3 separate regions of the Homo sapiens genome follow, and all the other regions are linked to region 1. Evidence: read pairs that join two places in POLR2A ChIA-PET (ENCODE). Cell type or tissue: OCI-LY7. All regions are shown on one strand.

Region 1 (4,000 bases):
TTAAAACAGAAAGATTCTTAGAAGTATGGCATGCTTTACATGCAATGCCTCTTGGAAACAGAAATGATCTTTCAAGGTACTTTCCAACCATGGATTTCAAGGCCCTTTCCCTTTCACATCCCACCCCAACACATTTCCTGTGATTTATCACATCTCTATACTTTAGCCATGAGACTACCTCTCAGGGTATACCCAGAAAAAGTAAAAACAAGGAACAGCTAAAAAATTCAGTTACATTGGAAATAACTTGGCAGTTTCTTTAAAAACGAAACACACACGTACCCTATGACTGCAATTCCATTCCTAGGTATCTACCTAGAAATGAAATATAGAAATCAAAGTGTAGGGGGGTGGCCAAGATGGCTGACTAGAAGCATCTAGTGTGCGCAGCTCTCACGAGAGGAGCGAAGGGGCGAGTAAACACAGCACCTTCAATTAAACATCCAGGTACACGCATTGGGACCAATCAAGGAAACAACTCCACCCATGGAAAACGGAGAAAAGCAAGGCAGGACGGTGGCCCACTTGGGAGTGAAATGGAGCCAGGGGAACCTCCCCCATTCAGGGAAGCAGTGAGTGAATATGGGACCCCGGGAACCACGCTTCTTCCACAGACCTTTTTACAACCCTCGGGTCAGGAGACTGCCTCATGAACCCACTCCACCAGGGTCTTCAGTCTGACACAGAGCTACATGGAATCTTGGCAGAGTAGTTTCTCAGGCGCAAACAGAGACCCGAGAGCCTTAGATACCCAGGCTTTCTGGGCTTCAGGGCAAAAGGAGCTGCAATTCCATCTTTGGGTTTCAAGTGCCCAAAGCAACTAGGGGCAGACCCTGAGCATAGCATGGCTGCTCTATGAAAAAGAGGTCAGACTGCTGTTTTAAGCAGGTCCCTGATCCCATTCCTCTTCAGGGGATGGGCCCTCCCAACTGAGGTCTCCAACCACCACCTACAGGTGCCTTTGGGCTGGCAACAGATCTGTGCCTTCCTGGGACAGAGCTCCCAGAGGGAGGGGCAGGCCACTATCTCTGCTGTTTTGCAGCCTTCACTGTTGATACCTCCAGGTACTGGAAAATCCAAGGCAACTGGGACTGGAGTGGACCCCCAACATATTGCAGCAGCCCTACAGAAAAGTGGCCAGACGGTTATGTGGGTACCCATTCCCACATCTCCTCATCGGCAGGTCCTCCAGGCCTGGGCCTCCAGCCACCCCCTTACCAGAGCTATCCAGCCAGTAGCAACTCAGCAACTCCCTGGACAGAGACCACATGGCAACTGAAAGCCTCTCTGCCACTGCCGCTGCGGTGGAACTGCCCTTGCTACCCTCGGACTAACAAAGAAGCACAGACCCTAACTGCCTTATCCACACCTCCAACAAGGAGGGGAGGCTAGTCCGTCTCCCAAGGGCCCACCCACCCCCCTACTCTTCACCAGGCAGGGAACCCCCAGCTTGGGCTCGCAGCGAAGACCCTCCATCCTGAGCTGATTGCACTGAGTGACTGCTGACCTGCATGTCTCTGGGGTGGAGCCCACAGGAGACAATCAAATGACCCTCGGCCACAACCACTACTAAGGTCCCTTCCTCTGCTGCCCCCAAACTGGAAAAAAAACATAAACACTGAGATTGTCCCAGAGCTGCAATGGGCAGCTCGGGAATGCCAAGCTGCGATCTATAGCCAGTACTCAAGGTGGAGAGAAACCCACGCTTTTTGAGAATTGAGAGGGAACACGGCTGCAACTGTGAGGAAATACGGGGGAGCCACACAACCAAGCAAGAGTGTACCATGACCAGTATGCCTACGTGCCACATACCAGATCACAACCCAAAGCTTCAACACCAAAAATACCTCACTAACGTACCACCCTCTGAAACCAAAAACAAGAAGTCAGCTTCAAAGACCCTAAACAAAGACTCAGCCCTGTGAAAACATCCAGCAAATCAGTCACTTGACTGTACTCAATCTACACTGCAGTTAAAGGAACACCCAGACTTAGAGACAAGCAAAAAACCAATGCAAGAACTCCAGTAACTGTCATATGTCTCCCAACAACCACACCAGTTCTCCAACAAGAGTTCTTAACCAGGCTGAGCTGGCTGAATGACAAAAATAGAATTTAGAATATGGATAGGAACCAAGATCACTGAGATTCATGAGAATAGCAAAACTCAATCCAAGGAAAGTAAGAACCAAAATAAAATGATACAGGAGCTGAAGGACAAAATAGCCAGCATAAAAAAGAACCTAAAGGATCTGACAGAGCTGAATAACACAATACAAGAATTTCACAATGCAATGACAAGTATTAACAGCAGAATAAACCAAGCTGAAGAAAGAATCTTAGAACTTGAAGACTGGCTCTCTGAAATAAGAGTCAGACAAAAATAGTGACAAAAAGAATAAGGAATGAACAAAATCTCAAGAAGTATGGGATTATGTAAAGAAGCCAAATCTATGAAAAATTGGTATCCCTGAAAGGGAGAAGAAAGCAAACAACTTACAAAATATATTTCAGGGTATCATCCATGAAAACTTCACCAACCCTGCTAGAGAAGCCAAAAGTCAAATTCAGGAAATACAGAGAACTCCTGCAAGATGCTACACATGAAGATCACCCCCAAGACACATAATCATCAGATTTTCCAAGGCTGAAATGTAAGAAAGGATGTTAAAGGCAGCTAGAGAGAAAGGGCAGGTCACCTACAAAGGGAACCCTGTCAGGCTTACAACAGACTTCTCAGCTGAAACCCTGTAAGTCAGAAGAGATTGGGGACCTATATTCAACATTCTTAAATAAAAAAAAAAAAAATCTTCAACCAAGAATTTCATATCCAGCCAAACTAAGCTCTTTAAGCAAAGGAGAAATAGGAACCTTTTTCAGATAAGCAAATGTTGAAGGAGTTCGTTACCACCAGACCTGCCTTACAAGAGATCTTGAAAGGAGCACTAAATGTATTAATATAGTAGAAAGGAAAGATCACTACCAACAAATGCAAAAACACAAACCAGTGTTAAATATGCAGACCAGCGATACTATAAAGCAGCCACACAAACAAGACAGCATAATAACCAGCTAAGAACACAATGACAGGATTAAATACACATATATAAAACTAACCTTGAATGTAAATGGGCTAAATGCCCCCACATAAAAGGCACAGAGTGGCAAGCTGGATAAAAAAGCAAGACTCAATGGTATGCTGTCTTCAAGAAACTGATCTCACATGCAATGACACCCATAGGCTCAAACTAAATGGATGGAGGAAAATCTACTAAGCAAATGGAAAACAGAAAAAAGCCAGGGTTGCAATCCTAATTTCAGACAAAGAGACTTTAAAACAACAAAGATCAAAAAAGACAAAGATGGGCATTACATAATGGTAAAGGGTTCAATTCAACAAGACGACCTAACTATCCTAAATACATATATGCACCCCAACACAAGAGCACCCAGATTCATAAAGAAAGTTCTTAGAGACCTTCAAAGAGATTTACACTCCCACAAAATAATACTGGGAGATGTCAACACTCTACTGACAATATTAGACAGATCATCAAGGCAGAAAATTTATAAAGATATTCAAGACCGGAACTCAACACTAGACCAATGGATCTGATAAATCTCTACAGAACTCTCCACCCAAAAATAACAGAATATATATGCTTCAGATCATCACATGGCACATACTCTAAAATCAACCACATAATTGGACATAAAACAATCCTCTGCAAAAAAAAAAAAAAAAAGGCCTGGCGTGGTGGCTCACGCCTGTAATCCCAGCACTGTGGGAGGCAGAGGCGGGCAGATCATGAGGTCAGGAGATCGAGACCATCCTGGCTAACATGGTGAAACCCCGTCTCTATTAAAAATGCAAAAAAATTAGCCAGGCGTGGTGGCGGGTGCCTGTAGTCCCAGCTACTCAGGAGGCTGAGGCAGGAGAATGGCGTGAACCTGGGAGGTGGAGCTTGCAGTGAGCCAAGATTGTGCCACTGCACTCCAG
Region 2 (4,000 bases), 120 kb before region 1:
GGCATTCTTGGTCTTAACGGACTCAATCTATCCTGAACTGCATCCCTCATCATGTAAATCCATTCCTAGCCTTCTTTCCTAAACCTACTGAAGTAGACAGGGATCAAGGAGGCTCAACTTCAGCTAGGATGGAAGTCTGCTGATCTGAAACAACTATGACTATAAAGCTTGCGTCCATTTAACTATTACATGTTAGGCTCCTAATGCTCATTAAATCCTCATTAAAACCCCATGAGGGTGGGAACTGTTATCACTCAATTTACAGACAACGAAACAATGGCTCACAAAGGTTAAAAGACTCACCCAACATCACACTGGAGCCAGGATGCAAACCCAGTTTTGTCTGACACTGAAACCCATGCTTGTAGTGTATCACACTACACAATACAACCTAGGCCACAGGAAGGTTCTGTAGCCTCACCAAAGGCAGCACTATAACTGATCTTCTGCTTTCTTTGCAGAAATTATATAACATGAGGACTGCAGTTATCAAAGGGAAAAGAATTTAAATTCAGAAGGTGTTGAACAAGGCCATTTTCTATACTAAGGGAGCTCTTAAGGTTTGGTGCAGACTGATCACTCTCTACAACAGACAGACAGTTCCTTGGGCCACAAAGGAGGCAGGCAAATGTCAGCTAGTGAGTGCTGTGCTGTGGGACCGCATGCAGCTCCTGGGGACAGGAAGACTCTTCCTTCCCACGCTCACCTTGCCCAGGAGCACTCTGCTACCCAGCTCTACTCGACATGCATAGAGAGGAGGCGGGCCCCTTAAAAGAGGAGGTGGGCCCCTTAAAGTTTATGTGTGGCTGGAAAGTGAGACACCAAGTGAGGATCTGAAGTGTGACCAGAATAAATTCATTCCAGCTGTGGCTGCTTTCATGGCTAAGGCTAACAAACCAACTGACTTCACATATACAGAGACGCAATCATGGAAGCAGCTAGGCAAAGCAAGAGCCCACATGGCAGGAAGAGAGGTGCGGGCTGCAAATGTTAGAGCACAGAATTAAAGGGGGAGAGCTTTTAATGGATTTACTTATTTACCACTGGAAAGAACATAGCATTAATAGTTTTCTGCCCACGTACTGTTCTAAAATTACATCAGAAGGATTCCTTATCAATGCAAAAATGAGTCACAGAACAGATAAGCTACAATTTGACAGGCTTCAAAGGAGGGCGAAAAACTACATTTTAATGTTTAATGCTTAACAATACAAAATGTAAATCACCTGGACAGGAGACAAATGTATGCCTGAAATGTTTCATTTTTTAAGCTTACCCAACAAACAGTAAGATTACTCACAGTATCTCAGAGCCACAAAAAATGTGTTTTTCCCTCTGAAGTCAATATAGAGATTGTAAAATGTTCAACTGCAGAATGAGCTGTTGAATAAAACTGAGGTAAGCAAGAGCATAAAATATGTTTCTTACGCTGGGACTGTGAAACCACTTTAGCGCGACTGCGGCCCCGGTTATCAGGTGTAGAGGCGACGTTGGTGGCACTCCCAGAGCTTTGCCGTCTTGTGCGGATCCGACCTGGAGGACACAGCAAAAACAGTGTTTCACAACATTTCCAGTAAGTGCCACCTCCTCAAGAAAAGAAGCCATGCCCCAAAAGAGGGGCACTGACCAGCCAACTACATGGGGAGCAACAGCTTCTGTGAGCAGATCCTCCACACGAGGTCTGCCACGTCTCCCTGTGTGTGCATGCGCACATGCGCATATGATCCACGCACAACTGTTCTACGAACACAGGATGAACTCCTGAGATGGAGCCATGGACCTGCAGCTGTTTAGGTTCCAGCTATTTTAGTATGTTATCTCTTCAGACAAGGAAGTGATATCCATTTGAGGACATTTCCCATAATTTTTTCCAGATTAAATTTTCTTTTTTATTGTCTACAAATCTGACAAATTTCCAAAAACAGAAAATATTTACTGTCACTGTAAAAAACAAACTATAGAAAATAAGAGTAATACCAAAAAAAAACCCAAAATAAAAAAGTCTACCTTCTTAACTCAGCCATCACAGAAGCTATAGCTCCCCAGTGAATAAATGTGTTTTTGATATGCAGCATTAAACTTCTATTTTTAAAGCATGTAAGTCAGTAAGTTTCTAAGATAAAGAAAAGATAAAGCTAAAAAGAGAGATACAGCTAAAAAGAATCAGTATTAGGAGTACCTAGAGAAATGATGGCCCAAAGATAATCCAATGCTGTAGGCAGTTATGAAAAAATTACAGCAATTATTGAACCACGAAGCCATAAAAATAAAAATGAATTCAGAAACACAAAATCATTAGTGACCAGACTAGTATGATTAGCGATTAAACTTTAAAAAAAAAAAAAAATAGGCCTTTTTGGTTTCGAGGGAGCACAAAATGCCTCTCCGGCCGTAACTCAATGAGGATAGGAAAAACACAACCAACTTGAACTCCCACTGGCTTTTATGTTGTTCAAAATCACTTCTACCCCCACAAGCGACAAAGCTTACAGAGAAGTAATGCAGGAAGCAAATCCTAAAGCTTGAAAAAGTTTCAAGAAAGGAAGGTAAAGAGCAATGAAAGAAAGCTGGCATTAAAAAAATAATAAAACTAGTTAAGAATCAATGACTTTTCAGTTTAAGGAAAAACTTATAAATAAACTCTATAATCTATACAGAAGTGAAAAGCTATACCATTTACTAACAACTATATATGAGTCCATTCAGAATCCTCACAGCATATAAAGTAATCACTCCCATTTTACAGATGAGAAAACCGAGAAACAGGGAAATTAATTAATTTGTTCAATGTGACACTACTGGTCTAGATACCTGTGCCTGGCTGACTGGGAAGCCTATGAGTGATGACCTCTGATTTTCCTAAGGAAGTCACTGAGCTAAATCAAGGCAAATCACAAAGGCAAAGTGAACATGAAAAAAACAACTGAATTTAAATTCTTAAACTCATTATAAAATATTTAGGTCACAAAAAGATTTTTTAAATGAACATGTATACTCATTTAGCTTAAAAAATAAAAACTCTCTTTGCTAAACCTCTCGTATTCTACTTTCCCCCAACATTTGGTAACATGATCCTAAACCCAGTGTTCAGCATTCCCTTGGTTTTTTTTTTTTTTTGTAAATACATGTTTTCACAACCAATAACTCTGTGGTTTTGTTTTACATATTTAGAACGTTTTTAAATTATAACACAAGGTCTATATTTTTCTAAAGCTTACTATTTTGCTAATATTTTATGTGAAAAGTCACTTATGTATCGATAAAGAACGGATATACTTTATTTTTTCCATATAACTAACCAATGTTGAAATAAATTTACTTAACGCTTTTCTTACTGATTAAAATGCCTGATTGTTTATCAAGCAGCACTTATGTGTGTCTGGGTTTCTCAGCCTTCTAGTCTGTCCCACTAGTCAATGTGTCCATACCTACACGACATCACAATACTGTGATTAGCTTTTTATTAATTTATTAATTAATTAATATATGAGGCAGAGTCTCTTTCTGTCGCCCATGCTGGAGTGCAGTGGTGTGTGACCTCGGCTTACTGCAACCTCCACCTCCTGGGATCAAGCGATTCTCTTGCCTCAGCCTCCCCAGTAGCTGGGATTACAGGAACATGCCACCACACACCTGGCTAATTTTTGTATTTTTAGTAGAGTCAGGATCTGACCATGTTGGCCAGGCTGGTCTCCAACTCCTGACCTCAAGTGATCCACCCGCCCTGGCCTCCTAAAGTTCTGGGATTACGGGCAGGAGCCACTGTCCCCGGCCTGTGATTAGCCTTTTTTAAAAGACATCCTGCTAATTGGCAGGACAAGTAAATTCGCCTTTTCCTAAGCCCTTTGCTGTCTTCCATATGTATGTGCAGACACAATAACAACGCCTGTTGAAATGTTGACTGGCATTATGTGAAACTCTGGGTTAAGGGGAAAAGCTTTATAATATTGGTCTTCTCATTCATTGTATCTTCTATGTTTATTTAACTTTGTCAATATCT
Region 3 (4,000 bases), 220 kb after region 1:
CCTCCCGAATGGCTGGGATTGCAGGTGTGTGCCACCACGCCCAGCTAATTTTTGTGTTTTTAGTAGAGACAGGGTTTTGCCATCTTGGCCAGGCGGGTTTTGCCATGTTGGCCAGGCTGGTCTTGAACTCCTGACCTCAGGTGATCCGCCTGCCTCGGCCTCCCAAAGTGCTGAGATTACAGGCATGAGTCTGGCCAGATATTCCACATTTTATCTATACATTCATCACATGATGACACATTTAAGTTCCATTTTTTTGGCTACTATGAATAATGCTGCTCTGAACATTAGCATGCAAGTCTGTGTGAACGTAAGTTTCTATTTCTTTTGGATAGGTACCTAGGAATCTGTGGTAAAAATGGTAAGTTTATGTTTAGTTTTTAAAGAAACTGCCAATCTGTTTCCAAAGTGGCTGCACTATTTTAAATTCCCACCAGCAATATATGAGGGTTCCCTACTAGGAGTTTAAATTCAAGACAATAACAGAAAAGATGTCATAGTCACAGTACTTAGTTTCTAAATAACTTTTGAATAATTGCTATAGTTTGGGAGCTGTAGCTTGAACTAGGTCATGAAAAGAAGTGAGTTTTTTTTTTCTTTCTATATATATATATATTTTTATTATACTTTAAGTTCTAGGGTACATGTGCACAACGTGCAGGTTTGTTACATATGTATACATGTGCCATGTTGGTGTGCTGCACCCATTAACTCGTCATTTACATTAGGTATATCTCCTAATGCTATCCCTCCCCCCTCCCCCACCTTTTTTTTTCTTTTTGAGACAGTCTTACTCTGTTGCCCAGGCTGGAGTGCAGTGGCAAAATCTTGGCTCACTGCAACCTCCACCTCCTGGGTTCAAGCAATTCTCCTGCCTCAGCCTCCTGAGTAGCTGGGACTACAGGTGTGCGTCGCCACACCCAGCCAATTTTTGTATTTTTAGTAGAGATGGAGTTTCACCATGTTGCCCAGGCTGGTCTCGAACTCCTGACCTCAGGTCATCCACTCGCCTTGGCCTCCCAAAGTGCTGGGATAACAGGCGTGAGCCACCACCGAAAGAGGTGAGATTTAGACAAGCATGGAACTAGGAGAAGGTCATTTTGGTTGGGCAGAATAATTGACACCAATGTGGAAACATATCACATTTAATGGGGTTAGGGATGTCACCCATGTGAGTGGAGGAGGAACTCTGGCAAGGTTGGATTGTTAGATTTAGGAAAGCTTGAATTGGGGGGTTAGGGAGTTTGGACTTCGAATGATAGGCATTGGAGGACTGAAGGGTTTTTTTGAGGCGAGGAGGGAGCAGCTTTAGAGTCAGTCTTAGTTTTGAATCCTGCATCTATCACGTTACCAATGGGGAGAGACCACAGGCAGGGACACCTGGGAGCAAGCTCTTGCTGTCTTTGAGGTAAGGGTCAGATTGGGTAGCTGGTGATAGGCATGACTGGGTAAGGGCAGATGGAGTGCACTGCAGAGCGAGAACTGGCCAAACTTGCTGACTGATGGAGTTGGGGTAGACAGAGAGGTTGGGGTAGACAGAGAAGTTGGGGTAGCTGAGAGAAGTGAAAAGCTGCCTGAGCTTCTGAAAGAATATCCATGGGAAAAGTGGAGCTAGTTTCTGGGGGAAGAGGAGAAGATGAGAAGTTCAATTTTGCAAGTGTTGAGTTTACTGTGCTAGATGTTGCACGGCTGGCTGTACTTTTTGGACTAGAATTTTGGGTGCCTGAGGCTGGAGGTGAGGGAGTCCTTTAGATATAGAGTGGATCTTGGAACTGTGACTGTGATGAAGAGGGAGCCCAGGGACATGATTGAAGACATCAAGAAGATGGGAGGAGCAAGAGGCCTGTGTCCAGGTCTGCCCAAGCAGGAGCTGGGGCCGTTATGTGACAGATGCACTGTGCTTTCTCTCCTACTGCACTAGAAATCCTTTACTTACTATGAAGACTTTAAGGTTTTTGGCTGAAGGAAAATAAATCTATGAAAATATGTAGAATCCTCATAGAAGAAAGCTGGGCTTGTCAGAAAAAAAATGACAAAGGAAGTAACCTATTTAGCCTGACCCTTACATCAGTTACTCAAGCTCATCTGGTGTTATTTAATACTAATTAACATTTACCCACAGCCATCTGCTCTGGCTAGGGTTGTGCGTTCATCCGTTGCAGCTGTGTTTTTTCATGATAGAATGCTGGCCTCACTGTCTGGACCCACCAGCTGGACCTGCCAGCAAGACCAGTTCAGAAGTCAGAAAGATCCCCCTTCAGCTTCCTCTGCCACGTCCCTGCTGTCAGAGCTTCCTTTGAGGAACCCTTTGCTCACCCTGACAATGGAAGTTAAGCCAGATAATTTTTCACAGTTGGGAAGTACAAAGGGCAGGATGTTTGCTTTTACTTTCTGGGGGAAGACGGCAAGATTGTTGTAATCATTTAAAGGGTTGTTTTGAAAGCACAGTTGATGGACTGGGCCCTTCTACTTTGATACACTATTAGAACCAGCACCAATACAACAAAGACTCATTTTTTTTTTTTTTTGAGACGGAGTCTCGCTCTGTTGCCCAGGCTGGAGTGCAGTGGTGTGATCTCGGCTCACTGCAACCTCCGCCTCCCAGGTTCAAGTGATTCTCCTGCTTCAGCCTCCTGAGTAGTTGAGATTACAGGTGCCCGCCACCATGCCCGGCTAATTTTTGTATTTTTAGTAGAGATGGCATTTCACCATGTTGGCCAGGCTGGTCTCGAACTCCTGACCTCAGGTGATCCACCAGCGTCAGCCTCCCAAAGTGCTGGGATGACAGGCATGAGCCACCGCGCCCCGCCACAGCAAAGACTCAAAATCAGTCAGTGTTACTGTTTGGACTTTATTTCTTAACTCTCAGATCTCCAAGGCAAAGAACAAAGGATCAGCAGGGATGGACCCAGTTTCGCTTTCTTCAGCTGTTCCCGGGAGAGTTTGGCCGTCAGTCTTCCTGGGATCAGCCCCGGAGGTGGGCATGAGTGGGTTAACGACAGGAGTCCTGCCCGGGGGACTTGGGGAGCCTGTCTTATGTCCTGTCCCACCCCCTCAAAGAACAAGGACATGACTTTATATTGTTTTATAAAACTGGTGAAATGGGTGCCCAGGTTCTTGGGCTGTGGCCTGCCTGTATCACCAAGCAGCTGTAACCTTTCCTTAAACTGAAAACAGAAAGAGGAATATTTCCCCAACTACCTTAACTGAGGAAAAAGGAAGTGGGGTTGGCACAAGCATTTGTGAGCTGACTCCAGAAGGAGAAGGAGAACCTTGGCTTTAATCTTCATTTAAAAAATACACATTGGAAGGAGGGGAGGGAATATAGTTGATACTGCCTGGTGTTCTGTCAGAGGTATGGTGGGAGTTGCAGGGAATATTTAAATGTCTGTATCATTGCTTCATGAGACATTTTGTATGTTTTCCTCCTTTTTGACTCGTGCTACTTTTATTAGAAATAAGAAATCATCATAGAACATTGGGAAATTGGCTGGGCATGGTGGCTTATGCCTGTAATCTCAGCACTTTGGGAGGCTGAGGCAGGTGGATTGCTTGAACTCAGGACTTTGAGACCAGCCTGGCCAACATGGTGAAACCTCGTCTCTACTGAAAATACAAAAATTAGCCGGGCATGGTGGTACACACCCGTAGTCTCAGCTGCTAGGGGGACTAAGGCGGTAAGGCGGGAGGATCACTTGAGCCCAGGAAGTCGAGGCTGCAGTGCCTGGGTGACACAGTGAGAACGCTGTTTCAAAAAAAAAAAAAAAAAAAAGGGAAATTGCCAAAAAATTATAAAGATGTGTATATATTTTTTTGCATTGTGATTTATCCTAAATATACTACTGACTTTTAAAAGACTTTCTGAGATACCTGTGAATTCTACTATGACCTTTTGATTTGATATTGTTTAGCTAATGGCTCATGTGAATGGTCCCTTCTCTTTGCTGAACTCCTTCGCAAAAGTGCAGAGGGTTCGGTTGGTCTGCAGTTCTCTGCAAGC

Evidence for each region. ChIA-PET counts read pairs that join two places held together with the same protein. Peaks named below come from ENCODE experiments on the same cell type or tissue, not always from the same donor. Only the 100,000 strongest peaks of a DNase experiment are listed, where the experiment ranks them.
Region 2: POLR2A ChIA-PET joins it to region 1 with 6 read pairs; 7 of 35 experiments call an interaction of 5 or more read pairs at or near these places.
Region 3: POLR2A ChIA-PET joins it to region 1 with 5 read pairs; 4 of 35 experiments call an interaction of 5 or more read pairs at or near these places.

The regions. Positions count from the first base shown.
Region 1 is chr2:121,545,978-121,549,977 of GRCh38, forward strand. All of the region lies in intron 2 of CLASP1 (cytoplasmic linker associated protein 1), which reads right to left. Among named protein-coding and RNA genes, the nearest start is that of RNU4ATAC, 17 kb to the left of the region's middle. In OCI-LY7, no CTCF peak of the experiment used is centred here; a DNase peak (open chromatin) is centred at 1,884; H3K27ac peaks cover 871 bases.
Region 2 is chr2:121,428,645-121,432,644 of GRCh38, forward strand. CLASP1 (cytoplasmic linker associated protein 1) reads right to left here. Exons shown (of 41, transcript NM_001395891.1): 20 at 1,429-1,533. Among named protein-coding and RNA genes, the nearest start is that of CLASP1-AS1, 100 kb to the right of the region's middle. RefSeq lists an enhancer at 839-2,038. In OCI-LY7, no CTCF peak of the experiment used is centred here; no DNase peak of the experiment used is centred here.
Region 3 is chr2:121,770,310-121,774,309 of GRCh38, forward strand. No RefSeq gene overlaps it. Among named protein-coding and RNA genes, the nearest start is that of TSN, 17 kb to the left of the region's middle. In OCI-LY7, no CTCF peak of the experiment used is centred here; DNase peaks (open chromatin) are centred at 1,382 and 2,152; H3K4me3 peaks cover 1,193 bases; H3K27ac peaks cover 2,323 bases.